Linked DNA regions of Mus musculus: region 1 is linked to region 2. Evidence: chromatin loops called from intact Hi-C (ENCODE). Cell type or tissue: left cerebral cortex. All regions are shown on one strand. Each heading gives the region's core, and the rest is flanking DNA. Links, peaks and the distances in the headings are about the cores only. Region 1 overlaps Nrxn3 (neurexin III). Region 2 has its middle 73 kb from the start of Nrxn3.

The links. Hi-C counts contacts between places; a loop is a spot of excess contacts. Peaks named below come from ENCODE experiments on the same cell type or tissue, not always from the same donor. Only the 100,000 strongest peaks of a DNase experiment are listed, where the experiment ranks them.
Region 1: a loop joins it to region 2, with 2.0 times the contacts of the local background. A loop is called at or near these places in 3 of 42 quality-filtered maps.

Annotation. Positions count from the first base shown.
Region 1 is chr12:88,978,637-88,994,844 of GRCm38, reverse strand. All of the region lies in intron 3 of Nrxn3 (neurexin III), which reads right to left. Among named protein-coding and RNA genes, the nearest start is that of Gm40537, 14 kb to the right of the region's middle. RefSeq lists an enhancer at 9,919-10,947. In left cerebral cortex, for the core only: a CTCF peak has its summit at 7,559 (motif pointing right); no DNase peak of the experiment used is centred there; H3K27ac peaks cover 147 bases.
Region 2 is chr12:88,713,652-88,729,859 of GRCm38, reverse strand. It overlaps a transcript of Nrxn3 not described here. Among named protein-coding and RNA genes, the nearest start is that of Nrxn3, 73 kb to the left of the region's middle. In left cerebral cortex, for the core only: no CTCF peak of the experiment used is centred there; DNase peaks (open chromatin) are centred at 3,398, 4,194, 6,982 and 7,466; H3K4me3 peaks cover 4,239 bases; H3K27ac peaks cover 1,235 bases.

The sequences.
Region 1 (16,208 bases), core at 4,303-12,302, 260 kb before region 2:
GGACATCATCCACATCCTGACTGAAGAGTCCTACTCCACGGGAAGCAACACATGCCTGGCACCTTGAATCTGGACAAGAACCCAAGGTTGGAAAGCTCACAGGCTTGGGGGTGAAGCTAATACTACTATTTTGCTAAATGCAAATAGAGTCAGAATACTCTCTAAATTCTTACCTCTCTACCCATAGGTTAGTGTGCACTTAGAACTCATCAGTTTTAAGGTTTTCTTGCAGAGTAAACAGCAGTCCGTGCAGAAACTTACAACTGGTCAAATAAGAGTCTGTAGAGTGCTCAACTATAAATGGGACATTAACATCACCCTGTGCCTTCCAAGGCTCATAGATGGTCTTAAAATGGGGGTGGGGTGATACAAGGGTTGTAAGATCCACATGTCAGAGGCCTGGAGTCAAAGAGTAACAAGACAGCTGCACCCATGAACTCCCAACAATGACTGCTGCCTGCACAAGATCAAGCTAATCAATATTTCAATAACAAGAAGTGAGGGGCTCATGAGCTCCCTCCTACCCAAGCTGAGAAGGTATCAACAATCAATGGCTTCTGGGAGATAGGAAGTCATTTTCTTTAAAGGTGTGGTCCCTAGAAGGCTGGCCATGATTCGGTGGATGGTCCCCTCTGGTAAGTATATGGATAGCACAAACTGGACTAGGTGGGTTACAAAAAATTTCAAAAGATAATAGGAAGTTAGGATAAATGAAGGTGGGTGTGAGAGAAGTTAGAGAAAAGAGTGAACATGAATATTATCAAAATACCTTGCATATGTGTATAACATTCTTAAAGGAGCACTAGCATATGTTATATTTAAAAAGCAAACAGCTGGAGAGATGACTCAGAAACTAAGAGTGCATTCAGCTCTTGCGGAGTACTGGATGGAGCTCAGCTCCCAGCATAAACCTGGGGTGCCTCGCTGCTTTTAAGGATGCCTCCGGCCTCCGTGGGTACCTGTGCTAACATGCACATACCCACATGTGCACACATAAATTAAAAATAATAATTAAATCTTGGCTGGGGAGATGGCACATCACTGAACAACATTTGTCTGCTTTTCCAGAATACTTAGGTTTCAATCCCAGCTCCCATATGGCACCTCATGTCTGTCTGTAACTAGTTTTAGAGACTCCAGTATGGCCTCTTCTGCTCTCTACAGGTGCCAATCACACAAGCAGTGAATGAACATATATGCAGGCAAACTATGCATTTACATAAAAAACCAATAGATATTCAAAAATTAAATGATGCATGTAAACCAACTCTTTGTTGCATTTATGTGTGTAGCTGTATGTGTTCCTGTAAGACTCACATGTATGTTTGTTGTCCATGTGCAAGTGGAGACAGGGGTCAACCTTGGATGTCACTCCTTAGAGCAGTAGTCTACCTTACCCTTTGAGGCAAAGTTTTTCAAAGTCATCCGGACTTTATTAATTTGACTAGATTGACTAGCCAGTAAGTTCTAGGGGTCTTCTTGTCTCCATTTCCTCAATAATGAAATTATATGCACATATCACCATACCAGGCTTTCTTACGAGGCTTTCTTACGTGGGTCCTAGTAATGTGACTCAGGACCCCACATTTGCATGGCAAGCACTTTAGCGATTAAGTCATGTCCCCAGCCCTGTGGGAAGACAGGATTGATGATTGCAGAGAATTGTAGGAGGTTTTATCACTTGGGTTTTAAGAAATGAGATGATTACTTGCACTATACACCATAGAAATATTTTGTGAAAGTCCAAGAAGATGATAAAGAGCAATATAAATAAAATTAAGCACACATAGGAGATCAGGGAGAGGCACAAAGTGAAGTGTTTCCCCATAATTCACACAAGGAATCAGAAATAATAAGAGAGTTCAGAGGCATCAAGGAAAAGAAAGAAAGAAAGAAAGAAAGAAAGAAAGAAAGAAAGAAAGAAAGAAAGAGAGAGAGAGAGAGAGAGAAAGAGAGGGAGGGAGGGAGAGAGGGAGGGAGGGAGGGAAAGAAAGAAAGAAAGAAAGAAAGAAAGAAAGAAAGAAAGAAAGAAAGAGAGAGAGAGAGAGAGAGAGAGAGAGGGAGGGAGGGAGGGAGGGAGGGAGGAAGGAAGGAAGGAAGGAAGGAAGGAAGAAAGGAAGGAAGGAAGAGAGTGATCGTTTCTCCTTCTTCCCATGCCTTGATTGAAAAAGGGGCAATGACCAATAACTCCCTACTAATACAATGGGAATTAAAAGGTTTTATGCTTTGAGTTGGATATGTAGCTACGCAGAAACTGAGAAGTAGCCTCAACCCCTTCATCTTACCTCAGCAGAAATCTTCCAAGAGGTGAAAATCCATTGGCTGTTTTCACCATGGACTAGAATCACTTTCATCTTTATACCTCATGGGGAAGCAGAGTGCCATAGGGATGGAGACAGAATAAGGAGGCAGTGGCTTTAGAATAGGCAAGACACCACGGAATGCTACCTGTCAAAATACCCACATTTATTTGGGGAATCCCCAGGAGCAAAGCCAACAGACCGTGGAACTAGTGTAGTGTGCCACCTTCTGGTAGGATTACATATTACACAATTTCTTGATTCATGACTGCTCACTAGCTCTGGGCTTGGAAATAAAAAGAAACCTTTCAAAGCCAATGTTGTGTTTTCATAACATCTCCAAGACCAAGGCTAGACCAAGAATGACCATGATGAAATGTGTCTTTAACAGTTCCCATGTCCTTATTCCAAATTGGAACCCTCATTCAAGCTCCCATTTGACTATACAAGCCCAATGTTCTCAGTCAATATATCAATAGCCATGGGTAGCTGCTCACCTCCTCTAGCCATACTCTACTGCCAAAGGTTAAGAGGACAGGTAATGCATACATTGCCCTTACATGTGCATTTAAGTAGGTTCTGGACAATTACTGCAATCCAGGCACTATGCTAGATCTGATCTCATCTTCCAGGATCTTATCATCCATTGAGGAAAGCAGTGATGTACTTAGGTAATCACAAGTCCCTTCTTGGGGTAAAATGTTCATAGTAAAGGAAGTCTAGGTAGGAAAAACTACCACTTATGGTTAAATTAGTCAGAAATGGCAGTGTTTGATCTCTGAGTTGAAAGATAAAATTTTAACAAAAAGAATCAGAGAAAAATACATCTGGAAAAGTTAAAACAATGCACAAAAGGCAAAAAAAAAAGTAGACAATTAAAGACCTTTTAATAGAATACCTGTACCAAAGCATACCAGGGGAGAATCGTGACAGCTACCACCTACCCAAACTCCTTTTAAAATGTGATCTTCATCACCTTCAGTTATTGCTGCTATGAAGCCCATTTTCTTGATGGAGAAAGTGAGTCTTTCAGAGGTAAGGATTTAGTTTATTGTGATTCCATGTTTTGTAAGGAGAATACACAACCTAGGGATTCTATCCCCTATAGCCTGGATGGTAGCAAGTACAATAAACAAAAGAAAATGGTTGCAGCCATTTCATGGAGGGCAAAGAATCCTTTCAAAAGCAGAGCAGGAATGAGTTTTCAAGGTGGTCTTCTTCACTGTCTATCCATCCAGACATGGTGACTCTTCGCTGGTTATTATCTTTCTTCTTAGAGACATACTCTAAGCTATCCAGCCATATATTCACAAGCTTGAAATCCATAGTAAAGTTATCTCTTCTTTCCCCCAGTGCATTTATCTGTTTGTTTGATTTTTCTGCTCACTGCATTATATGTTATTAGGCCTTAGGGTGCCTCCGTGAATTAAAGCGATACAGTCAAAATGTATGATTAAAAGGCTGAGAGGCAATAATAGCAACATAATCATACAGAGCATTCATATCCCACTTTAACATCTGTTGTCTCACTTACTCACAGAAAAATCAGCAGCACTCCGAGCCGGGAATGACAGAATGTTAGCAACTCAATTTTACCAGTGGGAACATTGAAACAGAGAGGTTGGCTAGTTTGCCTGGGGCCACAGAGCAAGTGATTGGAACTGTCACTAAATCTCCTAGCTTCCAGCCCAGACTTGTTTCCACAGAACTGTGGTCTCTCTACTCAGGAAAGATAGGTTTAGGAGATGAGAGGGCCCAGGTTTCTTACCTCAGGGAGTTTTGGGTACGGCACCATGGACAGAGAACTCAAGGCTTTTTGAGGGGGAAGCGGTTTGGTTTAGGTGAGTATGTTTGGACATGCACCACTATATCCAACTCAGCATCATCCTTCCATGACACACAATGCTACTCTCCAATTTAAAGCTCTCAAGCTAAATTCTCTGATGCTGACTAAAGGGTATGCTCAGAAAACTGTATACAGGCCATGACATAAAAATCACCTCGAAATAAGGCCAAGACTAGAAGAGGAAAGCCGCATTTAGGTCGAAGCAAACACAAACACTAATGGAAGCAGCTGCTACGTCTTCACCAGGTAGTCTGGGGCAAGTTAGCCATAGTGACATTTACCCTGCACTACCCCTAATAAGCCAGCTACAGTTAGCCAAGATTCTCTCTTTTCACATTCCAACATATTATAAGGACCACCTCCCTTATAAGCTATTAAATCTAAAAATAATGCTATTTGTCTGTGGAGCTGTGGCTTTGTGTCAGGTCCTGGGCTTGTTCTCCAAGTGTTATGTCAATTATTTCATCCTTTTGGTGACTAGTACAAGATCTATCTAACATGTGCAGGCTATGTGAAAGACAATTTGGAGAAATAACCGTGTGCTATTTCAAAAAAAAAAAAAAAAAAAAAAGACAGTGAGTCTGGAGTCTCCCAGCTATGTGATCTTGATTCTTAGTTAACCCCTAAGGGTTTAACAGTCTCTGCACCAGTAAAACTGGGGAGCTATGCTTTTTTGTGACATTGTCAAGAAGACTACAGAAAAAGCAGCCAATACCCAGAGAACAATGTGAGCACCTAGTGGGTGCTCAAATGAACACTATTTTCCAATCCTCTCTTAACATTCACATGTGACTTTGACCTTACTTAAGCCTATTTCCCCAGGCCCCACACCCCAACTCATTAACCCGATATGAAGATAAAAGTAAAGTTCCATAGAAGAAGGAATAGGTCAAGTGAGAATTTATTTATAAATCTGGAGAGAGCAGAATTCATAGTGAGGTTTTGTTTGTTTCCGTGATAGTGCATCTCATAATGACTGTATCAGAAAGTGTAGGAGGAAGAGGTTGACAAGAGTGACTAGTAAATGTACATAGAGATGCTCAGCTCCATACACTGTCAAGCCTCCTGTGGTGGTCACTAGCCACCAATGAGTAAGGAGAACTAAAATGAGGTTATGAGCCAACAAGTATCGTGTATCCCTGTCTCCCATTCACACCATTTGCAAAGCAGCTCCACACATATGATCCTGCACCAATCGGCAAGGGCCTAAGCATAAGCAGCAGGCTTTGGGACCAGAACCACAGACACAGTGTGATGGCTATCCTTCACGATCAACTGGATTAGAAGCACCGTCCTCTGAGTATGTCTTCTGGGGTGTTTCCATAAAAGTTTAATGGAGGAGAGAAGAGCCACCCTGTGTGAGGGTGCCACCAGACCATAGGCTTCAGTCACAGATTCAACAAAGTGACAAGGTAAGATGAGCACTAGTGTTCATTTCTCTCTGCTTCTTCTGGAGATGTGATGTGACCACCTGTGTCATGTTCCTGCTCTAATGCCTCCCCCTATCGCCATCCTTGTGAGATCTTCAAACTGTGAGCCAAAATAAAATTTCCTTTCCTTGCTTGTTTTTTGCCAGAGCCACAAGAGAAATAACTAGGTATCTTGATCTGTCCACCTGTCTCAAAAAACGCAACTTTCACCCACTTTGATATTATGACTTCAGAATCAGGAGTAGCTGTTCTTCCTCATCCCGGAGCTCACATCAAGTGGGATTCAATGTCATTAAAAACAGGAAAGACTCTTAATAAATATATGTCTGCTGTTGGACAGAGGGCATGAGGGCAGACCTCCTGCCAACCACACTGCCCATGGCCACACAGACAAGCTTTGGTATCCTGAAGACACAGATGCAAGCACCAAAGCACCTTCTCCACTTTGCTAAGCCCTCCCTGTCTTGATTCATGAGGCTCATTTCTTCCATTCTCTGGCTCAGTAAGAAGCAAAAAGCAGCCTGTGTTTATACCTGACACTAAGCCTTGATGTCATTTGTGTGACTTTTAGATTTTACGGCATGCATTACATGGAGATAATGACTTCTCCGGGGTTGCAAAGCTGGAGAGTCAAGGACCTGAATACCGATCTTCCCTAACAAGGCAGGAAGGCACGGCATCCTTCAAGCATTTTCCTCTCTTGTGTTTCCCATCCTCCTTCATGATGTTTTGTTTCTCTTATCTAACACTATTTCCCCCTGCTCTAAAAAGCCTGAGAAGATGGGTAAAAACTTTTGTGTGTTTATTAGCCAACCATAGACAGCTCTACAGTTTAATTCAAAGACAGCTATAACTCACTTAAACTAACCTACACTGAATTGTGTCTTGGGTAGCCCTCCTCAAACACTCCTCAAAATGATAATGAACATCAGGCTCACCAGCAGGAGGACCAGTGGCAAAGCCTGAGGACTGGCTTTATATTACTGGGCAGGTACTATTTAAACCCTTCCGTCTCTTACACAGGGATGACTGGGAGGACAGCAGAAGCTTGGCCCTCTAAACCATGTGGGTTTTTATCAACTGGTGGGAGCACTGGGGCTCCTCCTGATTAATTCTTACCCATGGGCTCTCCATGAAGACTTCCAGGAAAGCAAAACAATGGGACAGAAAAAGCCAGGAGCCAGCTGGCCTAGACATGAAACCTACAGCAACTTCAATTCTCTAGATCTGTCTTATCATCTATAAAGCAAATATAAAATTGTTGCCAATCTCACTGTGGTTTTGTGAAATTCAATAAATAAAATACTTGAGCTGAGGGTCTAGTTGCATTAGAAGACCCACTAGATACTAGCGTATATCCTTTCCTTCAATTCGAGGAAGATGTGCACCCATTAGGAAGCCCTAATGCTGATCTGATAAGGAATCTAGAAATCTTATTTCCTCCCTTCAATTTCTTAGCTTCCTTCTTGCAACAACAACAACAAATGTCATCCTTATTAGAGAACAACATGACAAAATTGTTATCTGGTTAAAAGTGTGCTATACAATCAAAGCCTAATCTCAACATTAGAGCAAACCATGTATGGATGAGAGACAGAAACTAAATAGTGACTAAGCACCTACTATGCCTCAAAGACTTTATATACATTATTTTTATAATCTATACTCTACTCCTGGAATAGGGTTGCTTGTCAGTACCCTGTTTTATACACAAAGATTCCTAAAGGATATCAAGATTAAGTAGCAGAGCTGAATGCAATCGTTCACCACCAAAGCCCACTGTCTTTCCATTAATTCAGGAGCTTTGCTCTCCTGGGGTGAGGTGAGCCATGGGAGGGGACAAGTCATCCAATGACACGCCTAGAAGATGTGCAAAGAGAAACCATGCTTAAGTGTATGATGGTTCACTCTTGCTTTCCCAGAATTGACTTTTTTCTTGGGATTTTAAATCATCGGGTGATGGATTTATGCCAATGACCACCAGAGGGGGATAACAGCTGAGAGAGGACAGACAGTATGCATACACAAGCACCAGCGTGTGCATACACACACACACACACACACACACACACACACATACACACACACAGACATACACACAAGAGTTCCCAGTAGCTTCCCCAAACAATAACAAAGGATTAACACACTGAAATGCCATTTAAATAAAGACCCTTGAACAAACAGGATTTTCTCATAGCTTTTCTGCTACTGTAAACCATGCCGAGTCTGAGCTCACCTCGGGGGAAACAAAGGGTATCATGAATCCCTTGTCTAGGCAAAGGATATTCCTGTTTGAAAATAAAAAATGTAGAGCCAGATTTGATCCACTGGTTCTCATAGTTAAGTTATATTAATTATATATTTTCAAAGAAATTGATTTAGAGGGCTAGAAAGTTGACCCAGCAGTTAAGAGCACTTACTAATCTTGCAGAGGACCTGGGGTAGGTCCCCAGCATTCATAACAACCAATAACTGTAGTCCCAGAGGATCTGACACCCTCTTCTGACCTTGGTGGAAAACAGGTATGCACTTAGTACACACATATGTGTAGACAAAAACAAAAACAAAAAACAAAAAACCTCACACACACTCACACATAATTTTTTTTTAATATCTAAAAATAAAAGAAAGACCTGGATTTGGAGCCTGAAGTCAGGATTGTTTTGCATAGTGGGGTCAAGGATCAAGCTTAGGGTCCTATGCTTACTAGACAAGGGCCAAACCATGGAACTACATCCTCAGCTAAAGGGTTTTTGAAGCTGTAAATCAAACTACACCGTGTATGTTTCACACAGGCCCAACAAGACCCCTGACTGCCCATCCTCTCAAATACAAGCCTCCCAATATCCACCCCCCCACATGGTTATTGTAAAGACAAAAACTGTAATGCAAAATGGCAAACAGCTCTGTAAATTGCAAAGGCCAAGCAAATGTCAATTGCTCTTCTTGCTATGGTAGTTATTTATTTAGTGTCGACGCTCCTATCACAGGGCCTGTCTGTGGCAGTGCACGGTCGGTTGCAGGAGGAACAGGCCTGAGCATTATATGAGAGGGCAGGGAAGCAGAAGGAGCAAGTGTGCTGGCAGCATTTGGGGTTGAGCCAGAAGCAGAAGGAACAAGGATACTGGCAATCCTTGGGGTTTTGAGGGAAGAACTTGCTCTCTTCATGCTGATGTCTCTGGGCTTTTCCTGATAGTCCTACTTATTTTATATATATTTTATTTTCAGTGTAGAACCACCAGCTCCTCATTAGTTTTCTAGGACTTGTCAGACAAGTTATGGAAAACAGGGTGGTTTATAGTGACAAATGTGCTCCGTTTCAGGTCACTATGCAAAGTGTGTGACTGTTCACCCCACACAGTATGATGCCATCCTAACCTGAAGAATAGAGAGGTGCAGCATCCAGGAAACCAGCCGCAGTGTGGGCAATAGACTCAGCCTAAGGAGGACAAATTGAAGGCATGAAGGTCAGTGTTCACTGTCAACTTGATTAGTTTAGAATCACCATGTAAAGAGGGTAGTCCCTGAAAGGTTTTACTATAGAGGAATAACCTACCCTAAATATGTGTAGACAGTCCCACTAGCTGGAACATGGATTAAATAAAATGAGAAACAATATCCCCGCTACACACACACACACACACACACACACACACACACACACACATACACACACACACACAGGCAACCACATTCACCTCTCCCTGCTTCCTGACTGTGGGTACAATGTAACCAGCTACCTTATTCTCTAGATGCTATGTCCCTCCACCATGATGAACTGTAAGTTCCAACTGTGAGTCAAACTGTTGCTTTTGTTGGGCAGTTTGTCACATTAACAAGAAACTTAGCTAGAGCAGAGGGCTTTCTGGGGAAGTTTGTGCTGAACCTTGAGTGATACATATTGATAATAGGAAGATAAGACCAGATAGAAATGCTCGTGGAGCAAAGAAGGAGAGCAGAGATACAGATGTTTAAAGGGAGAGATTTAAGAGAAAAAAGCAGGCAGGAGGAAGGAGAAGCTGAAGGAATGTTTCTGATTGAATGGCTAAGATAGAAGCAACAGGCTGAGGCTGAAAGGAAGCTAGACAGGAACTAGGGAAATTCCCACATTCCGAGACACCATGCCTCTCTCTGACTTTCCTCCTATTTCCACCCAGGGCTTTCCCATACTTCCTCCCTGCTCCAGCAGCTTAGACTTCTAAAATCAGAGGCCCTGCCTTAGGTAATCCTGTGTGTGCCTGGCACACAAACAGCTCTACAGATAAGAACAGCTTCAAAGATGGAGCTGGCAGACTCAAGATGGACAGACAGACAGACAGAAGGCTGCCAACAGTGCAGCCGCCACAGCAGAAAGCACCACTTCCGGCTGCTCCCTGTGCCTTGAGACAAAGACAGTTGGACCCAGTTAATTGAAATATAAGCTTTAGGCATTAGGATTTATCCAAACGCCAAGAAAATAACTCGAGGACGCTAACAGCATGCAAATGGATGCACCCGGGGTCCTTTAACATAATTCATTCAGCACAGGCAGCCCAGGTACGACTGGCAGTTTCTCTGGCACCCCCAAACCAGTCCTTTCTTTCATGCCTCTGGGCTTTCTCCTCCCCCACCCTACTGCTCCTGGACAGGCCTGATTTGTGCTAATAAAAGCAGCCACGGCCCCAGGGACCCAGCAGGAGGAACATAGCTGATTTCACCTCTTTAACCCCGGATCTAGGAAAACAGCCGAACGCTGACTCTGGCCTTCCCCCAGGAGGATCCCAGAGTTTTATCTTGTGAGCTGCACGACCTCTAGGAACCTCTGCACAAGTGAGATAAGCCCCTGTCCCCAAGAGGAAGCATACTTATCTCCCAACAAAGCGTCTGCAAATTACTTTTTTTTCCTTCTCAGGGAATGGAGTATTTAAATAATAATAATAATAATAATAATAATAATAATAACTGCAATAGCAGTAATAGTAATCACCACCAGCTGATGTCTGCATCATGGTCAGTTCTTCAGGGAAAGAGGTGGCTGGGCCTGCAGAAACGGATTGTGTTAAGGAACATGGGTGACTCATGCGCCAGGGGCGGGCACCTTCCCAAGGGTCCTGGAGCCCAGTGTCTGGTTTGAGAGATATGCACACCACCTCTCTTCGCACAGAATAAACAAATGATTAACTGTCTCATTAGTGACTGTGCGGGAAGACACACAACTCATGTCCCGGCGGGTGGCGCAGCCAAGAGATTTATATTATTTAACAATAAAAGCAAAACAAATGTGGCCTTCCACCCCGCTGCCTGCCTGCATGAGGCCCCTTTTACCAAAGCAGGGCAGCTAGCCAGAAAGGACGGGAGGCTCTCTTACCTGACAGAACATAGACTGCAGCCTATGGAGGGAGAAGACCACCTCCTTTGAATTTCAGGGCTGGGTTCAGGACAGGGTAGGGGGTGGGGGCAGAATGGAAGGAAGAGTGTTCACAAGGGAGCACAACTGATTTCACTGGAAGGAGCTATTTGCTGTGAATACCTGCTAAGAAAGAGAAAATCAGTTTCCTTCAGTGGAATGTCACTGGGTATATATATCAACTACACTCCAGGGTCAGCCCCATGAACCATTCTAGAGGCAAACTGCCGGAATCGCACCCTGAAGCTAAGAGTTGAAGTCCTTTGACATGGTTTAAGTTCCCTCCCTGTGCCTCAGTTTCTGATGTATAAAACAAAGATAATAATAATTATATTGAAAAATGTAGTTGCTTTGGGAAATATGGGAGTTAATATATTTAATGTCCTTAGAAGGTAATTAATGTGTCCTGGAATACAGTAGATAACACGGAAGAACATAATTATTATTAGGAAGTTCATGGCGTCGTTATGAATTGCATCCTTTACGTTTTAGTCATTTACTGTCATGAGCATTCACGCTGAAATGCAGAGCAACTTAAAAGGCTCTTCTCTCTAGGTTTCTACCCACTACCTACCTACATCACAAACTCCTACACTGCCTCCAAAACCCAAGCAACTTGTCATTATTTTTCTCTCTATATAGTTTCCTCTTAAGCTTTCTCACCTCTGACAGAACCCATCTCTTCTCACAGCTGTGAGGTATATTCCTGATTCGATAATCAAGGCCCCTGATTAACCTGGATGTCTACCCTTCCCACGTACCTCCCTAAATCCCTTCTGAGATCTACCTTGGAGGAAGAGCGCCTAGAGTCTGTACAATAGAACCCTGCATGTCAGTACGTGGAGCCCTGCAAAGCCCTTTGTGTGAAAGGCATCCAGAAAGAGAAGCAAATGTAATGTTTTGCCCTAGGCACTGTGTTCGTCACAAATCCCCAAGCCTCGGAGCGTGACCTTTGCAAAAAGTCACACTGGCTAAAATGTCTCTGTATTGTTCTTTGACTGGCAATGAATTATCTGGGGTTAGAGGAACATTTTTTTTTTTCACGGCTCAAAAAGCTGAGCTTCTGAAATCTAGGGGTTTGGGGATCCAAGGGGAAGGCTAACCATGCTTGTGTTTTCATAGACCCCGTACTGCCTGAAGCGCAGTCCAGGGAAGCAGCAGCTTCAGCAGGAAGCACCTTCCCACCCCTCAGAAAGGAACAGACTTGTGAGGCTGAGCCAGGATGGAGCAGGACCCCTACCCTTCACAGCAGGAAAGCCTTCAGTGACTCAGTTTTGCCTTCTGTGAGGTGGAAGAAACACTTGACCTTGTAGAAAAGGGATGAAGAATAATATGGAAGCTATTCACGGGGCATGTCATGTAGCTCCCCGATCCTTAAATGGTGGGTCAGGGCCCCATAGTAGGTTGTGTAACTGGATGTTGAGGTTGTGAAAATGTTGAAAACTGTAAAACGTTTCTAATTAAAAATCAAGGGTTTGATGGATCTTAAGTGTTTCTGGAAGGACCTGCCCATGCTCCGTGGAACTTCACGGCAGCCCTGGTTCTGAACATGGATGTACATTTTACATTGAACCCAGCATCCCTCCATGCAGTGCCAAGGAACACTGTTGGAAATACCTCACCTCAGATTTGAGACCATTCCATGCAACCAACCACAGTCATTTCACTTAACATAAACAGTTTTCAACTCCTATAGGAATATAATGGTTCAATTATAGTTTTTTTTTAAAGCCACTTTTGATGTTTTCCTCTCATTTCTCAGCATGTAAGTATCAAATTAGTATAACTTTGGACTACATTACTAGAATGTCTCATATCTTTAAATTTGTTTGAGTTGCTGGCTTGAATTAAACAACGACAAAAACTAAAACAATTGATTGAAATTTGGGTTGGAATTAGGATATTATTCCCAACAATTTCTGAACTGGCTATAAACATACTTCTGTTTGTACTACATATCTATGCGAAGCAGCTATTGTAGAAATCAAAATATCAGTCAAAGGTTGAAAATGCCGTGTTTCCTCAGCATCAAGGACTCAGCTAAGATCGAATTCTTTATGGAATAAACAACCACATCTGGCTCACCATTATTCATATTTGCTTCCTTCTTAAACATATGGGGAAAAGGTTGGTCTACCAAAGAATTACTTTAAAATAACTTTCTTTATGATTTAAGTAACAGGAAGTGTTTGATTTGTATATCTATCTTATATAGCTTTATACCCAAAATAGAAAAAAAAAATCTTAGGAAGAAAGAAATTGTGAATGGGAAAAGTTCAAAAGTCCAGATTAGCTGGTACTGTGGTTAGTACCAGCACTGAGTCCTAACAACCACCTTTCCTTCATTGAGCAACCTAAGAAATGTTAAAGGACTCAGGAAAGTGGAGATCAAATAGAAATACATTCCTGTGATATTAAGACTGAGAGTTAGAGAGCCACAAGTAAACAAATGTGGGTCTCCAAAGTAACTGTAACTCAACCAATGAGCACATATATCTGTTTGCAAAGGCCATTTAATAATGTGTGAAACTCGGGCAAATCCCCTGCATAGGACTAAGTCATTCCCTACAAGGAACAACCAAGAGGAGCCTCCAGCACCCTGCAGGCTGCAAGCCCCTGCCCAGTCACTGCCCCTTCGTTGCAGGGACACAAGCTCAACCATTGCCTTTACTTGCCCCCGTACCTGTTGGTCATAGCTGCTTCTTGGGTGCAGGAATCTGTTTTCACATCACTTTCTGATCACCCACATCACAGTCTTCACTTCCTCCTCTATACTGTAGTTGCTCTCACAGTCTCCTTTTCCTTCATCATGGAGGACAGTACATCCCAACTCCTGAGGAGTTGTTCAGACTTAGTGATTCTGAGACAGATGTATTCTAGAATAGTTTCAATGGCTCTCTTCTTTATCAAAGCGCCCTGCTCATTTGTCTTTGCCTACTTTTCCCAAACATGAGTGTTCATGCACTTTTTCTTTTGTGGTTTTGGCCTTCATTTTTCTTAATTGGTTTCTTGTTTGGTTGGTTGTTGTGAGTTTATTTTTAAAGAGAACATAAAGTTGGGTTAGGTAGGGAGGTTGGAAGGATCTGGGAAGAGTTGTGGGAGAAAAAAGTCATTAAAATACAGTGTATGAAAAATGTAATTTAATAAGGAGGGGAAAAGCCACTGCCCTTTGAGTATTGGTAAATAAGAAGTCTCTGTTATGGTTGTCGTGTGTCATAGGATGTGATAGTGTGAATTGTGATCACCTGAAATCGTATGTGGACTTCTTAACACCAAGTATTTCAGATGTAACTCAAATTAGACACAAGTTTGTTTCAGATATAATTAATTACGATGCAGTCATTAGGCCCAGAGCCAGTAATAATGCTATGCTTGAAAATGTGGTATGAACATGAGGACAGTCATCTGAGAACCAGAATAGACTGTCACTCACAGTTCTCTGAAGAAACTAGCCATCTTAGTGTAGACTCACAGTGCCCAGACCTGTGAGGCAATACAACACACTGTTAAAGGCACCCAGTTTGTCATGGCAGTGGACATGGGAAGCACACACACACACAAAAAAGACCATGCAAGTGGGTCTCATATAACCCCAAGAACCTTTTAAGAGAAGAACATGTTCTCCAGCTAATAGCAACACTAGGACATTTCAAACAAGGTAGTAGCCTTGTAAGAGCCTACGCCACTGTCTTGGTTGCCTTTTTACTGTTCTCACAAAGCACCCTGATGAAGGCAATACAATTCCAGAAGGTAATCCCACAGAACAGAGGGGAAGGAAGCTAACTGGGAATGGCCCGAGTCTTTTAAATCTCAGTGCCTTCCTGAAGTGACACACCCCTAACTATTCCCAAAGAGTTCCACCAACATAGGGATGAAGTATTCAAACATATGAGCTTATAGGAGCCATTCCCATTTAAACAGGCACAGTCAAGGACTCATTCAAGGTTAAATTACTTTTAAAACCATGAGCTAAAAAGTGGGTCATGTTTTAAGTCACTTGTTTTGTAGGATTTGTGATAACAGTATTAGATTCAAATAGACTCCTGCCCTTAAGGTCCCTTTTATGTTATTTTGTTTTTGTTTTTGTTTTGTTTTGTTGTTTGTTTGTTTGATTTGCTTTTACAGCACAATGAGAATTCTGGGTTCTTAGCTATGGACTGTGAGCCTTTGCCTAGACTTTCTCTCCCTAATACCTCTTTTCCCTGCTGGGAGGATAAGTTTCATTCCAACAACTGTATCATTGTCTGCACAATTGGGAATAGGAGATTTTAGTTAGATGAACTAGAAAGGAAGAAGGGGAGATAAGATCAGGAGATAATCACTGAACCAGACAAGATGGCATCACTGAGCTTGTCTTGTATCCTTGGGCACAAGGGCTTCCCCAAGCCAGGTAACCTCTTGTCTTCCCAGATCGTGCAAAAGCCCACCTCTTCCCACATGACCAAGTGTGGTGTCTTCAGTTCCCACATACTGAGACTGTTATGGTGACAGGGTCAAGTGAGCTTGTTCAAGCCTATGCTGAACACAGTGACACCTCTCCAGGATATACCTTGGCAGCCAACACGGGCACAAGAACTTACAAAACCATTTCAGCTAAGTGGAGATAACACAGCAGAAACAGGGAAGAAAAGGCAGCAGAAGCTTGCTAACATATACACACACCTGAGCATAACTTTGGAAGAGAAAGTTTGCAAAAACCATACATACACCAAGGAGCAGCCTTGGTGGGAAAACTGTGAGAATTCCCATCTGGAAATCCTATAAGGCAAAGAAACATGACTAGTGTTCAGAAAATGCCAAACTTAGTAAGCAGCTTTCAGAAACAAACTATTTCCCTTCCAAATGACATCTCTCCAGCTTCCAAATTTGCCTCTTCTCCTGAATTCTCAGGGGAAACTCCAACTCAATATGTCTGAACTCACCTCTTCCCCAACCCCATACAACAGTGATAGCACACAGAAATACCAACATCTCCCTAAACACCCAGGCTAAAATCCTGGTGGCATAAACATGTAGTCTTAAGTTCAAATCCCAGCTCTGCTGACCTCTCAACCTTAGTTTCCCCACGTCTTAGTTCCTTTTCTGTTCCTATGAGAAGACACCATGACCAAGGCAACTTATTGAAGGAAGAGTTTACCTGGGGCTTACAGTTTCAGAGGATGATTGTGTGAGCATCATTTAGGAAACCTGTTCACAGGCAGGCAGCCATGCTGCTGGAGCAGCACTGAGAGCTTACATCATTATCC
Region 2 (16,208 bases), core at 3,109-11,108:
TCAAGGTCATCCATCTCCAACCCCCACTTTGGATCATTCAAGTCCAACCCTAGGGTAGAGCAGAGAAGACTGGTAAGACTTTCACATATACTTGACACCATTAGTATCTCTAACCATCCTCTGAGAACAAAACTGAACCATATAGGGTGGAGGTCTACTCATCCCTCCTTAAGAATCAAGAGCTAACAGCCTGGGAAAGCCTGTCAGCACCTCAGTTCCAGGCTGTTAGGATGCAGTCATGGGCTGCTTGCATCATGGAGCCCCTATAACTTCTAGGGCAGGATTCCATGCACATTGAGAACACTCAACACACTCCCTGACACATGCACAGGAGTCACACACACACATACATACATACATACATACACACACACACACACACACACACACACACACACACACACACACACACAGTGGAGTCTTTTCTTTTAATGCCTTCAAAAGATAGCCTTGACTCACTCTGACTCTAGCAACCTGGGAACAGAGCTCACGAGGAACACCCTAGCCTGAGAACCCCGAAAGACCATCTGTAATATCTTTAACTCTACATTTTGTTCTCCTCCAAGACACACCCATCATCCTCTCTCACCAAAACCCCACTCCCTGATGAATGAAGGAAAGCTGAGAGACAGCTGTGAAGGGCCATAACAACAGCATCCAGGGAACCTAGATTCTAGCTTTGTCCACACCAGTGTTATATATAATTTCAATAAGCAATGTCACTGAGCAATGTTACCGAGCCTCACTTCCCTCTTTTTTATTTGAGGATACTTAAAAGAAACATGGCTTACTTTTCTTTTCTTTCTAACAACATAATATGAAGGTCATGAGATTAGGCTCTGAACTAAGTCCCATTTGAGGTCAAGCCCTTGATCTGTCATTTTTATCAGATTTCTTTAGTAATGTCAGAGTCTCCTCTGTCAACAGAGCAAATAATATTAGTATGCTGCTTTGAATTACTTGGAGGATCAAGTGAGATGCTACATAGAAAAAAATCTTGGGTCTGAGGTAATGTATAAGTACGACATTTCTAAACTGCTGAGGGGTAAGATGGTGAGAGATTATGAGGGGGCATAGTGACTCTGAGCCAGCATGAGAAAAGAGCTTTCTACTGAACTCAGAAAGTTCATACTTGACAACTACCTCAACAGATCTAGACTTGCAGGCAGAACTAAGATAACCCTGAGCAAAGTTCAACTCTCCCAGAAAGCAACATGCTAAAGCAAAGGCAACTCCATCCCCAAACCCATATGTTTCTTTCCTCCAACTAGCAGATATTTATTGAACACCCACCCACTATCACTATGTGCAAAGGAATGTCCCTCAGCATTGGGAACACAGATAAAAATAAAGTCCCTGACCTCACAGAGCTCACATTCTATGGGCAGAAATTAAATACTGTATATCAATATTTTACACAATATTCAGTAATGATTAAAAGTCAAAACAGTAAGCTGAGCAGGAGTACCATCAGAATATTAAAGGGGACTATTTTACAAAGCAGGTCAAGAAAGGCCCCTCCAAGGAGGTGTCACTTAAGCCATGACTTGCAGGAAGGGACTGATTGCTAGTACCACAGCCTTTGCCCCAAGCCGAGCTCATCCACCTGTGGCTGGCCCAGCTGCACTTGTCTCAGCTAGCCCACAGATCACCATTGCAGTACAACTGGGTCTTCACTGCAAAAGTACATACAGAAGGCCTTGGGGCCTGACCACAACTGTGACAGAATATATTTCCAGGTGACATGCTTGGGGAAGCAATGCTTGCCTCTTTTGAAACTCTCCCATCTACATCTGAAGGCCATACAAGGAGAGGACAGCCCAAGATCCTGAGAGCAAGCTCTTTTCTGGGTTTGCCACAGTAATCCACCTCCCAGGCATCCAACTCCCCAACTCTCCTCTTTTTCCAGCAATGACGTAACTCCTTCTCCCCAACTCCTCAAGGTCAGTGCCAGGGAGAGAGAACAACACAGGAGAGATGGGACAATCCACATTTTGCTTTAAGGACTTTTTTGTTTTTAATGTTTTCCAATTTCACTTATAATTGCTAATAACATGACACACCTCTAGCTGAAGAAGAAGGGGAAAATGGCGTCTGGCAAGGAAAGCAGCTGAAGCCAGAGAGAACAGGAGAGTCTAGCTGATTTCATGGCCAAGGGCAGTTTCAGTTCTTGCAGGCTGCAGCCTCCAACAAGGCCACACCACCCAAGAGGTGGCTGATACCTCCTGGGAAAGCAAAGCCTTCCTCTGAGCTCAGCCCAGCATTCTGGGGAGGTAGCAGGGAAAACCCGTCATTTTACCCACCTGTCCCTCCTCCCCCTTCAGTCTCCATCCACCCACCCATCACCCTTGAGCTCACCCACCCACAGTTTTACTTGGTGGACCGGGAATCTCATTTGAGGCTTCCTGCTAGAGTTGCAAGCAGCGTCTCCCCCTACCCTCTTTTCTCTTTCCTTGAAGACTCTATTCTCCCCTCCCCTGATAAATGCCCCCAATTTTGCCTTCCTTTCCCCATAGTACTCCACCTCCCCAGTAGACAGACATCCACTACAAACAGCCACCCAGCACAAAAAAAAAAAAAAAATCAGTCAGTCTCCTATCTGAACCACACACGTACAGGGTCGAGAATCCCATGTCATCCAATCGGAGACATGGCTCTGTCTGGAAAAAACACAAACACCATTCTAGCCCCCATAAAAAAAAGGCAACACAAAGGCCACCAAGAATTTCAAGACCTTGCATCATCTATATATCAGCGAGCTAGGTAGGACAAAGACATCGCTCTACCTTCCCAACAAACCACAAGTCTCAGGGATATTCTGCAGTGCCCTCCGGCTTGACACAGTCCACTGATCAGGGTTGTGTGTGTGTGTTGGCGTGTGTGAAAGCACATAGCCATGAGCATAAGGGTGGGGGCTGTCTGCTCTCCAGGCATCAAGTTCCCCAGAGATAATCCAGTCCAGACCCTGCTCTCCCCTGCAACCTCCCTTCAGTGTGCCGCAAACATAGATTTCATGGATGGTTAAATTGGATCATTATCACTGAGTGCTTATTTGGCCCAAAAAAAAAAAAAAAAAAGCATTAATGTCATCTACCCACCTCCTCGTGAGGTATCCCCCTCCCCCCTGCCCCAACATACTAATCCCATGAACTGCGACACACCACAGCATTTAGAAAAGCATAAAAGCAAGAGGGTAAAACAGCAGCAGCGGTGGCAAAGAAGATGAGGCTACAGCGTTCCTGGGTTCCCTGCATGAAGATGGGCAAAGGGGCTGTGGGTGGAGGTGGAAGTGGGGGAAGAGGCAAAGGCAACAAAATCAACCGAATGCAATCAAGCCTTTGGTCGCCTGCGTGTGAGAGAATGTGTGTGCAAAAGCGTGTGCTGTTGCGTGTGTGGATGTGCCGACTTAGCCCTCCTATCAGAAGGCTGCATCCGTGTGGCATGTAGGAAAGGCCATCGCACCACTGTTGTGTAGCGAAAAGACAAAAAAAAAAAAAAATAGAGAGAGAGAGAGCCGCATAGTCATCAGAATCAAAATTTTTTCATGGAGATGGAAAGGGCTGAAGGAAAGGGGGTTGGGTAGAGGGTAGAGGGAATGGTGGATAGAAATGGAAGGCAAGACTACGGCAGAATTGAGGGAGGATGGAGGGGAAATTGGTGATGGAGTGGACAAAATTGCACGCACACGGAGACACAAACACACACAATACCCAAACATCAACCCCACCGCCTACACTGTTCATCCAAGGCTGACAACCCGACCCCATCTCTCCGCTGCTTCTCAGAGCCCCCAAAGCTGGTGCCGATGGATTTGTGTATCTCAGTTTTGCAGCAGTGGGCTAATTACAACCAAGCCCCCCTCACCAAATTAACCCCTCCCCTCCCTCCCTCTCCCTCTCTCTCTCTCTTCTCTAAAAGGCCAATTGAAGAATAATGTGTTTTTAGAGATAATGGATTTTTTTTTTCAAGGAGCGAGAGAAAGGGGGGATACAGGACAGAAATTCTGCAAATCGGTGACTTCCAACCTCACCTCTGTGTCCCCTCACGTCCCCATTCACTGGAGCATCTCATCTACCATTCTCCGACCATTCCCTTGTCCCCCACCATCCAAAAGAAAAGACCTTCCTACCATGCACATCGACAAACACACCAACCGCCACCCAATCTCAGTAGCCGATCTCAAAACCTCAAGCATCAACCCACCTCGATCCATCCCTTCCTTATATAAGCAGCAACCATCAACATAGGAACGCAGCACTAAAAAGAAACCAAGAAAAACGGAGGCCAGACCCCATCAGTCCCCCCAGTAATAAATATTAGGGAGCTACCAGAGAAGCAAAGACGTAGTAGTCTCTCGAAATCTAGAATCTCTTTGATTCTTAGTCTCGCTTCTTAAGAAGCAATTTCCAAAAATTAATATTTCATTAGAAAGGGCAAGAAAGCTCCAGAAAGGGGCATTTGCACAGTCCAGTGGTTAAAAAATATATATATATTTTTCTAACCCAGCCCTGTTGCTCACTTTAATAGCGAACTTCCAGTGTCCAGCCTTTTCCCCTTTCTCTGAAAGAGAAGATTGCCTTGCAGGGTGAACCCAGGGCTGCAGAAAATGGGCCAAGAGCCCTTACTCCATTCCCCAATAACAGCAAATATCAAACAATAGGAATACATCTGCACAAGCTGTACCCATCTGAAATATCGTTTACCCCGATATGAATTAGGGAGATTAAGCCTGAAGATTAAGAAAGAAAAATACCAGCTTTGCCTGGTCTCTCCATCCTTTCGACACGTACCCAGCAGCCCTTAGGTAAACTTGCCCATCATAGCCAGCGGGACCATTGTAACTTGAAAGGCGACGCTGAAGCCCTTGAACGATGTAGGAAGGCTCTACCCACAGCAGCACATTAAGAAAGGGACTGTTCTGTGGGCTCCCCTGACTAACCTCCAGGTGCCCCCAGATAGACTATCCCAGCAACCAAGTCACCCAGTGTGCTGGCAGTTCAAATTTCCTTCAGACTCTTCATCACAAAGACATACGGTCATCTGACCCCCAAAACTACACCGTCCTCCAGGTGTGACAGGGAGTTCTCCCCTCTCTCCTGGGGTCATCCTCTAGATCCAAGGCAGGGAAATTAATTCAGAATATTGGGGTGGATCAGGGTAGCAAAAGAAACACTCTCTCCCCAAAGCGGGAATAGCTAGAAGCGGAGAGAAGACAGTTCCTAGTCTATCTACTCTTATGCGGTCCAACTGGGATCACTCTATCCTAGACTAGCTCTCCACGATCTCTGACCTTTGCATGAAAATAATAACAACAAATAATAATAATACAAAATAAAATTCAAGGAAGGGAAAACCCGCTCTATCTAAACCCAATAATAATGTGCAAAATATATACATATACAATTTTCTCATCACATCATCGTTTTTCTGAGCAATATCAAAAGAAGGATGCATTTAATAGGGGAAGGGGGCAATTAATTTTTTTAACAAGTACTCACTAGATAAGTCACCTGCAAAGCAGCAGAGTCCATAGGTTGGTATTACATCGCTACATCACTAGCTTAGGGAAGGATGGAGGCTGGGGGGTAGATTTGTCTTTCCATTGTAATCAGTACAATGTTTTTTAGAGCAGTTAAGTTTTGTGGTTAAGAGAGAGAGAGAGAGAGACAGAGAAAGAGAGAGAGAGAGAGAGAGAGAGAGAGAGAGAGAGAGAGAGAGAGAGAGAGAGACAGCTCAAACTCTGGATACAACACAGAGCTTTTTTTGAGGGGGGGGAGAAAAAGAAAAAGAAAAGAAAAAAACAATACATCGAACCAAGCTTTAAGGTCACTCAGAGCTTGCAAAACCCACAGTGCTTACACAGAGTGCAAGTTTTCAGACAAGCTTGCTACTAAATCATTAATATAAACAAATGGAAGGCAGAGGAGGGAGATTTCCCTTGTAACTGATCCAAAGAAAGGAGTACACATACACTTGTGCACCTACACACACACACACACGCACACACACACACACACACACACACACACAACCTTTTCACCTCTTGAGTGTGCCTCTTCAAGATAGTAGGAGTCCAAGTTGAAATTTTATAAAGAATGACCTTTCCACACCCCTCCAAAAACACACATATGAGTGTACACACACACACACACACACACTTCAGCTAAGGGAAATCCCTGTCCCCATCTAATTTTGCCTTCTTGTGATTCTCAAAGTCCCTTCTTCAGGAAGAGAGAGAAAGTGGCTTCAAAATGTCAAGGAAAAAAAGATCAACCTAAAATGAAGTGATAGACACGCATCATTTTGGATTAATAATCCAATCAAATAGGAGAAAGTCATAAAAAAACAAATAAGTGATTTTTAAAAAGAGGAAGAATATAATAAATCTAAAACATTTTCTGACTTTCCTAACGTCTCGAGCCAAAGAACACAACTTCCAGGAGAAACCAAAGTAAAACAAGAAGAGTTGAAAATCTATTCCCGTGGTCAGTTGTGGTCCTCAAATACAGCGTTTAAAAGAAAAAAATAAAAAAGGAAAAGAAAGAAAAAAAATCTAGGTTGGTCGCTCCCAACAGAAAACTTCTATCCTCTCAGGTGCAACCTCTTCCCGGAATGTACAAAACCCGGAGTCGGTTTGCCTCCTGCCTGCCTGCCTTTTCCCCCAGAATCTTACCTCTGGGTTGAACCGAAGAGTTGGGAATCTGTCAGTTTGGTGTTTAATCAACTGAGTTTGCTGGGTGTTTCCTCCTTCGAAAGATTCAAATCCCAGAGTCTTTCTGACTCCTTTTCCTTTTTCTTTCTCTTTTTTTCTCTCTCTGGGAGGGAGTGGCAGGGAAGAAGGGAAAATGCTGGAGGTGCGAAAAGCAGGTCCTGTGTGTCTGGAGCTGCCGGTGGCTGCGTGAGGGGAGGATGCTTTGCCTCTCCCTCGCTCAGTGAGTTGCATGCAAGAGGAGATGTGTAGGGCTGCGCTCTGAGCCAGAGACTGCCAGAGGAGCCCAGGAATTTCACGCACTCCAGAGTTGGCCCCTCCCTCTCCCACACAGACCCCGGCATTTAAAGAGACAGCTAGGCTGCCTGGCTTAGGGCTTCACCTCCTCCCTGGGTGTTTTACAAACAGCTGAGAAGATATTACCAGGGAAGGGGCGCTCTGAAGCGAGCTCTCTGTGAGTGAGTATCATTCGCCCTCACCCCAGCCTGAGAGAAGAGTTCCTCTCCAGAACTGGAGCAAGACTCCAAATAAAGATTTAAAAAAAGAAAGAAAGAAAGAAAGAAAGGAAAAGAAAAGAAATCCTCACACTCCTGCACTCCTGTACAATAAAAGGACTGCCCACCTCCTCCTTGGTGCACTTGTTCACTGCTGACTGAGGTAGAGAGGATACTAACCTAATGTGTGCCTCAGTTTCTCTGAATAGTCACTTTCCTTTGCAAAATCAGGGCAATCTTTGAGCATCTGGTGGAGTTCGAGGCTGTAACTAGGACAGGAAACCATTCCTTCAACAAACACCTCTGACTGCTGGATCTAGATGAGACACAAGGGCAGGCAGCCAGGGACATCGAAATGAAAGTGACAAATGATACTTCCATTCAGTGGGCCCTCACCCCAGAAAACAGACCCACAGTATAGCTAAGTCTATCCCAGAGCAGCTGAAAGCCAAAGGATGTAGAGACTAGACTCAAGCTTTAGGGGGTCAGAAGGAGGTGTCTACCCTGACTTGTACCCAGAGCACAGGGTCCAGGCATCTCTACCACACTCCAAATCCCTCAGAGATCTGTCACCAATTTGATAACTAGTCTCTGTGAGGAAGCATTCCCCTAGTCCAGCTTAAACAACGGATGACAGTGGGTGGCAACAATCACAGAGGTTTTGCTCAGTGTCAGACCTTGGTGCCCATAGCAAGAAAACATCCCCAAGTCCTTTCAACTCCTACCCCATCTTTACAAGGATGTATTCAAACAGTGATGTTCTTCAGGCCAATGCCAATGGCAATAATAGCCATTAACAGCTGTCAAGCATTGCTACAGACCAGCATCTTTTTCAGTCCACTGAGGCTAGTACTAACTGGAGTCCATCTTGAGCTTTGCAAATGTTTCTGGAGACCCTGTGGACAGAAATAGCTGGCCAGAAATTTAAAACCAGGTCTACATAAATCCAGAACTAGGGCTACTATGCTTCCCCTCCCAGGATGGCAGTTATTAGGTCTGTGCTTCCTGCAGCACACTTTCCCAGCATCCTAGCATTCTCCCACCCCAGGCATCATTAACGCTGTGTGTCCCAAGTATCAGGCTCACAAGACACCAAACGTATCTGTCACGGTCCCTGGCCCAATAAATCTTCAGTCCTTTGGATAGAGGTAGAGGTGTGCTCATATAAAGAAAAGGAAAGTAATATAGAATAGTGTAAAAGACATCCAATGGGACTGTCAATAAGTGAGCAGTTATTCTAATCTGGAGACAGAATATATTAGGTAATAATATAATATAAGCATAGTAAACTAGCTGCATTTGGGCCAACCCTAGGTGGTCACAGACAGTCGCAGAGTCTATATTATAGTGTGTTTGGCCGTTTAGATAACAATCTCACTTGTGTGTGTGTGTGTGTGTGTGTGTGTGTTCCATTCTTCAATACCCCCATGCAACCAGCACACATAGGAACACAAACAAATATGTCTTCATGAATTAATCTTATATACAGATTTTCAACTCTGCCTGTTTACTCTAGACCTAAACTGTCCTGGTTCCACATCTAGGTCCTCCTTAGCAAGCCTTCCTCAAAGCCTGTGTACCTTATTTGTTCCCAGAATACATCAGGAAAATTCAGAAGATGTAACCCATCAGTAAAAGGCTCAAGGAATGTGAAGACAAAAGCCTTAAGGGGAAGGGTTGGAGAGATAAGTCAGTCAGTCAATGAAGTACTTGTCAGGCAGGCATGAGCACCTGAGTTCCCCAGGACCCATGTAAAAATCCGAATGCAGTGGTGTGACTTATAATCCTAGAACTAGGGACATAGAGACAAGCATATCAATGAGACATACCTGCCAGCTAGCCTAGCTAAATCATGAGTTCCAGGTCCCAGTGAGAGACTCTATCTCAATAGACAAGTTGTGTGGCACTGGAAAGATGGCTCATTTATAAGAGCACTTCCTGCTCTTACAGAGAACCCAAGGCAGAGTTCACTTCCTGGTAACCACTTTGGGGAAGTTAACCAATGCTTTATAACTTTAGGTCTAGGGCATTCAATACACTTTTCTAGACTCTTCAGACATATGGCATACACTCATACAGACATGCACATACATACATACATACATACATACATACATACATACATACAAACACCTTGATAAAAGATAATAAGGCATAGAATGATCGAGAAAGACATTAACCTCTAGCCTACGCATTCACTGGTGGGGTAAGTGCGCACATGCGTGCGCGCACACACACACACACACACACACACACACACACACACACACACACACACAACCATGCACATGAATATTCACAAAAGATAGAGTAGCAACAAGGCTAAGTACCTATAATAGTAAAATGCCCCAAAGGTATCAAGAATTTCTGCTATTATTGTCAGAGAAGAATTTAAGAGAGCAGTAACCAATGAGATGAACTGGGTCCTCATCTCTAGAGTTATCACCATCTGCCCAGTACAATAGTAAGCATGTGGCAGGCACTAACAGAGCACTCCATTTAACTCATGCAAGTTGGTTTTTAGTGTGTCTTCTACTGAAGTTTATACAATGCACATTTATAAATAAAACTGTGCATATAAAATCAGAATTCTCAATAAACAGACTTGGTATCTCTCTCTCTGATTCCCTAATGACTCTTGCTTGCTATATAAATTTCAGGTTGCTTTTACTGAAAAAATTTGTAGCTTTATTACACCAGTTTGTGTGTGTGTGTATGTGTGTGTGTGTGTGTGTGTGTGTGTAGTATAGTGTATGTGTGCCAGTATATGCAATGCACATGGACCTATGTGAGGACCAAAGGAGGATATCAAGTATCCTGATCTATCACTTTCTGTCATTTGCCTTTGGACAGGGTCTTTCACTGATCAGGGAGCTAGACTGGCAGCTATGAAGCCCAGAGATCCTCCTGTCTATTCACATACCCTGGGCTACACAGCAGCTTAAGGGGGGTCCTGGGGGTTTGAAGTCATGCTTACATAGCAATTGCTATTAGCCTCTGAGACATCTCTCTAGACCCTCTATTGTTAAGATTCTGGGTCTGGTCTCCCCATTGTTTTTGGAACATGGTTAAAATCATCAATGATTTCATTTGTTTCCCTCCTACTAAATGAGTGTTCCTTTCTACTTGCTAATTTGTTTTTGGTTTGGGGATGTTGGTTGTTTTTTGTTTTTTTTTTTTTTTTGGTTGTTGTTTTATTTTATCTTGTTTGGAGCTTGGGTTTTTGTTGTTCTTGTTGTTTGTTTGTTTGAGACATTATCTGGTGATATAAGCCAGCTAGCCTCAAATTTGCTAAGATAACCTGGAACTTCTGATTCTCCTGCTTCCTCCTCTACCTCCTGCTTCCAGGATTACAGATCCACAACACCATGTTCCATCTATCCATAGCTAGTAGTCAAATCCAGGGATTCATGCATATTAGACAAGCACCCTACCAACTGAACCGTGTCTCTTGGCTAAATGGGTGCTACATTCTGTGTTCCCATCACTCTCTCCAAATAATCATACAATTCTCAGAGTTCTTACACCAAAATCAAGCCACTAGAATAGACATTAGATAGCAATACTAATCCCCAAGGCATGACTTCAGTAGAGCCAAGCTCTTCAGTCCCCCAACCTTCTCTGTTGTATTGTTTTTAAAATCACTAACACCTCACATGCCCTACTTCTGAGCAGATTTCAAACATATACCCCAATGCTATTAGCCCAAAGCATTTTGCCCAAGGTCCCCTGCAAACATTTCTTGTGTTCTTGCACTTGTCTCCCAAGGGTAGTACTACATTGCTGGCCTGCGGGAGTCAGTTTGGCTTTCTGTCCTCTATGTTATGATGACTCCCTTGTTATTAATAAGTGACTTCTTATTAATTAGCTTTATTAGACATTCATTGTGCATGACAGATTGTGCCATAAAGCAACCTAGCATTTTTCAAGGAGGAAACATGCACTGAAAGAGTCCAATCACAGGACACAGAGACAGCAGGGAGTCACATGGAGACTATAGCAGAGCTTCCAAAATTCTAAAAAGGCAGGACCTAATCTGGACAACCATGTCTGGCAGAGGAAGGAAGGGCAGCAGGTGAATGCAAGATTTGTCTCTGTGCAGGCACCAGCCCAGGGGGGGACTGGGAATAGTCAGGCTTTGAAGAGGTCAGTTCCCAGTAACTGTTTCTAACTCCAAGCATCCTGCTTATCCCATGGAACAAAAGAGTCTCCAGGGCTTGCAGCCAATACGAGCCTTCCAGTCATCTCCTGAATTCATCAGCCTTTTGCCAGCTAAGAAGAACCATCAGCAAAGGACTATGGACTCCAGGCTGGGGGAGATCCAGGTAGAGAGCTGTATGTCTACTCTGCAGCCACATCCTTCTTCTCCAGGACCCGAAGGTGGGCACCTTGTATAGGCTGATGGTAGTGGGAAACCTAACCAAAAACAAACTTTACAAAGAAAAAAATATACTGAGGCAGAAACCATCCCTAGCACTCAAACCATTTTCAAAGCAACTCTAAAGTATCCTGCTTAGGGATCAAACCTTAACATGGTCCAGGAATAGTCAGTGTTTAATGGTCTTGAATGTTTGAGTGGCAGAGATTTACTCATTGATACTGATTGTTTATTTCAAACTGTCCTCATTCCTCCAATCAACTATGTAAGTTTGTGTCTGTCTGAAACTTTATTCCTCCTCACAGAACAAAGAAGCGGCTAGGACAGCATAGCCACTCTTGAGCTGAGTACTAACAAGTCAGTGCCTATGCCTCAGAATAAACACCCAAGCTTAGCGGCAAAGAAGATGCTTGCCAATGCCAGACTCTGAAGGATAGGACTGAGCTCTGCCCACAAACCAGCTACAAAGCCTTCTATGCCAGGAAGGTAATGACAATACTGACCACAGAGAGTAGCTTTTGGGGATGAATAATCTAATATTTGTAAAGTGCTCAGTTGATGTCATTAGGGAAAGGCTGCTATAAGTACTTGTTAAATACAACAAACATTCCCATGGTCACAACTTCCAGAAGTCCCTCCATAATGCATCCTTACCTTACTAATGGTGACAGTGACCTATTTCTGGACTATCTCAGGATCATGGACAAGAAAAGTGTGACCCCTGCTGTCATTGTTGATAATCCTATTCTAAAGTTCAACCAGGATCGATACTGATGACTTTAGCTCTTTATGTAGGTGGCACTTCTCGCTCTCTCTCTCTCCCCCCTGCTGGGTAGGACCCAAACCATCCCCTCCCATATGCCCAACACCACATCCAACAGATGTTCAGACAGGAAAGGCAAGGGTCATTTTAGAAACCATAGCACACCCTAGCTGTATTCCCATGGTCCTGGCCCACACACTAAAACTATTTTTAAATAATATACTTTGCTTGGTTGTGGGTTTTTAAAAAAAATTCCTCCTCAGGATTCAAGCTCAAGATGGAATGATTGCCAAATGCTAACAGCTTTTTGAACAGGACGTAGTTAAAAATATGTCTGAAATGGTTTTAACTCAAACTCAAAAAATAGCTTAACTAGCTAGGGAGCCATATCGTAGGCAGTGGGGGGTTGGGAGTGAAAAAGAAAGAGGGATTCCCTTCAGAGGGGACTACAACAAACCTCACATAGGAGTGATACCGGGTTTGATTCCCCCACATGAATAATATGCTTTGAAAGCACAGATGGACTCGCCAGGGAAAAGAGTGAACAACTCCAGAAAGTTCATTGCCATCAGATGCTATTGATGAACCACAGAATGTAGCTACTTTATCCCATAACAGTCAAAGGTGGTCACTGTGACACCACAGTGGCCTTGTAGAACAGAATATCAGCTCCCACTCCAGGGAGTCACGGAACTAGAATCTGCATGCCAGCAAAGATGACTATGGGGATTCAAATTCAAGTTCAAGGGGCTGGAGAGATGACTTAGTGCTAAAGAGCAAATACTATTCTTACAGAAGACCCATGTTCAATTCCTGACACTCCCATCAGGTGGCGTACAACTACCTATAACTCTAACTCCAGTAGATCTGGCACCCTCTTCTGGCCTCTAAAGGGCACTTGCATTCATAATTGCACATACACAGACACATAACTAATTAAAAAATTTTAAAAATAAATCTTAAAAAAAAACAAGCTCAAAGTCTAATACAATAACTCTACCGTGAGTTGCACTGAAACTATTTCTCCCCATTTGACATATAAGAATACTGAGGCACAAGGGAGAATGGCAGCTGAGTCATGTCTAATGGTATTGCCCATAGTCTCACTTCATCTCAGGATTTGGACAAAAATAAGGTTCTATCAGTCCTAGGCAATTATAATAGAGAATTTGTATTTTTTTCACTAGGAGCTAGTGGTTGTTAAATTTTATTATCAATTTGACACTAACTAGAACCACCTGGGAAGAGATGACTCTTGACTAAGAAATTGGCCAGATAATTTAGGCCTGTGGGCATGTCTATAAGGGATTTCTTGGATGGTCGGATGGATGGATGGATGGGTGGATGGATGGGTGGATGGATGGGTGGATGGATGGGTGGATGGATGGGTGGATGGATGGGTGGGTGGATGGGTGGGTGGATGGGTGGATGATTAGTATGGGAGAGCTTGCCCATAGTTGGCAGAAACATCCCTAGGTAGATGCGTTCTAATTATATAAGAAAGCTAGTTGAGAGAGCCAGAGAGAAAGGGAGCAAGCAGTGTCCCGCCATGGTTCTGCCTCCAGTTTCCACCCAGACCTCAATGCTCTGACTTCCCTCAAGGACAAGTGTGACCTGAAAGTGTAACCTGAAATAAGCGCCTTTCTACCAAAGTTGCTTCTAGTCATGGTGTTTATAGCAACAGCAGAAATCATGACCTAAAACTGTTGATCAAAGCAGTGTTTCTCAAAGTTTATTTATCAAACCAGACTCCTGTCAGAGGATCTGTTTGTCTATATATTTAGGAAATTCATAGTATACATTTTAATATTAAAATATATTATGTATAATAATGTCCTAGTTGACTTTCTATTACTATGATAAAATGCTAACCAAAAGTGACTTACGGAGGAAAAAGTTTGCTTCATCTTAAAACTCCTGATTACAGTCTTTCCCTGAGGGAAATCAGGATTGGAACTCAAGGTAGGAACCTAGAGGTAGAAAGTGATGATGGAGCAATGTCATTCTCCATGGCTTGCTCAGCTTGATTATGTACGCGCATGGATATATACATTTACATAGATATGTGATACACACAGAATCCAGGCCTACATGCTGAGGCATGGCACCACCCACTCACACTAACTCTTAATCAAGAAAATGTTCCAAAGACTTGCCTACCAACCGATATGCTGGAGGCATTTTCTCAGATGAAGTTTCTCTTCTCAAATGACTAACTTGTGTAAAGTTGACCCAAAAAGAAAGAAAGGAAGGAAGGAAGGAAGGAAGGAAGGAAGGAAGGAAGGAAGGAGGGAGGGAGGGAGGGAGGGAGGGAGGGAGGGAGGGAGGGAGGGAAGGGAGAGAGAGAGAGAGAGAGAGAGAGAGAGAGAGAGAGAGAGAGAGAGAGAGAGAGAGAGAGAACTGCACAAATACATTTCAAAAGAGCCCTACAGGAAAGAGACCTGCTTAATATTTCTTAATCAAGTGTATTATAAGCTTATATTATTCCAGCCCATCCCTCACTAGATACCTATTTGCACTAAGAAAAGCTCATGAGGTATTTTTATGGAAGAAATACATGTTGGGTTTCACTTCTATTTGCCATTTAATCATATGGTCAAGACATCTCCAGGAAAGCATCTTTCTTAAAGTATGGAGATGGGATCCTCTTTATAACAACTGTAAACATATTTTCAAACTCGGATTGATCTGTTCCTGGAGCATGAAACTCATTCCCTTACAAAGCTAACCAACCCATCTGAATAGCTTCAGTATTAGAAAATCTTTACATCAGGGCCAAATCATCCTTCCCACAATGCATCAGGAAGCACTAAAATCTACCTCAAATTCAGCACCCTGCAAAGGAAATGAGTCACTGCTCTTCATGTTCACAGATGTCTCTTGTACTAATAGACGTACAAGCCTACATCTCTCAGATAACCTAGAGTTTCAAGTATGTCTCAGAACTACAGAGTCCTATAGCTTAAAGGGATTTTTTAAAAAATATTTTCTACTCCAGCCTCCTGGGCATTTGTACGTGTGTATTTGTTCACGGGTGTGCACATGAATGTGGGTAGAGGTGAACCTGCCGGAGATCAACCTCTGATGTCATTTCTCAGAACCTATCTATTTTGTTTCAGAGACAGGTTCACCTGTTAGCCTGGAGTTTACCAAGTGATATATCTGGATAGGTCAATGAGCCCATCTCCACCTCTGAGGGCTAGGTCTTCACCTCCTCAGACCACAGCATCCATGGTTTGGCTGCTCAACATTCCCCTGAACTCTTACATTCTTCCAAGTCAAAGGCCCTCCATGCCTGACTTTTTCACACAGGTTGAGGCTCAGACTTGGATACTTATACTGGCATGGTAATCGCTTTATCAATTGACCTATCTTCTCATCCCTCTACTCCTCTTATATTTCGTTTAATTTTATTATTTGTTGGGAGGGGATGACATACAGCCTCACTCTACATCTCAGGCTGATCTGGAACACGTCATTCTCTTGTCTTAACCTCATAAGCACTAGAGTTAGAGGTATGATCCATTATGAAAAGCTTCATTCATCTTTTAAAAATGCATGTCTTGTAAGATCAGACAAGCAAGAAAAGTACCATGTGCAAGCCTGGCTTTGAATATAGAATGCTTTGGGTGCTCTTTTTTTTTTTACTTCCCCAGGAATTCCTGGATGTTTGAGGTTCATGCCTAACCCCTCAGGTTCCTTCAGAGAAACACACAGAGATTCCCATAGCCTTCCTACTTGTACCCTTGTCAGATGCCACACTGGGAGCTAGATGAGTCAGAGAGCTCACCCAGCGTGGGGAGTTTTGTGTTCCAGCATCTCTCCTCCTGGAGTGTCCAAGCTGGGGCTGTTCTTCACCCCACG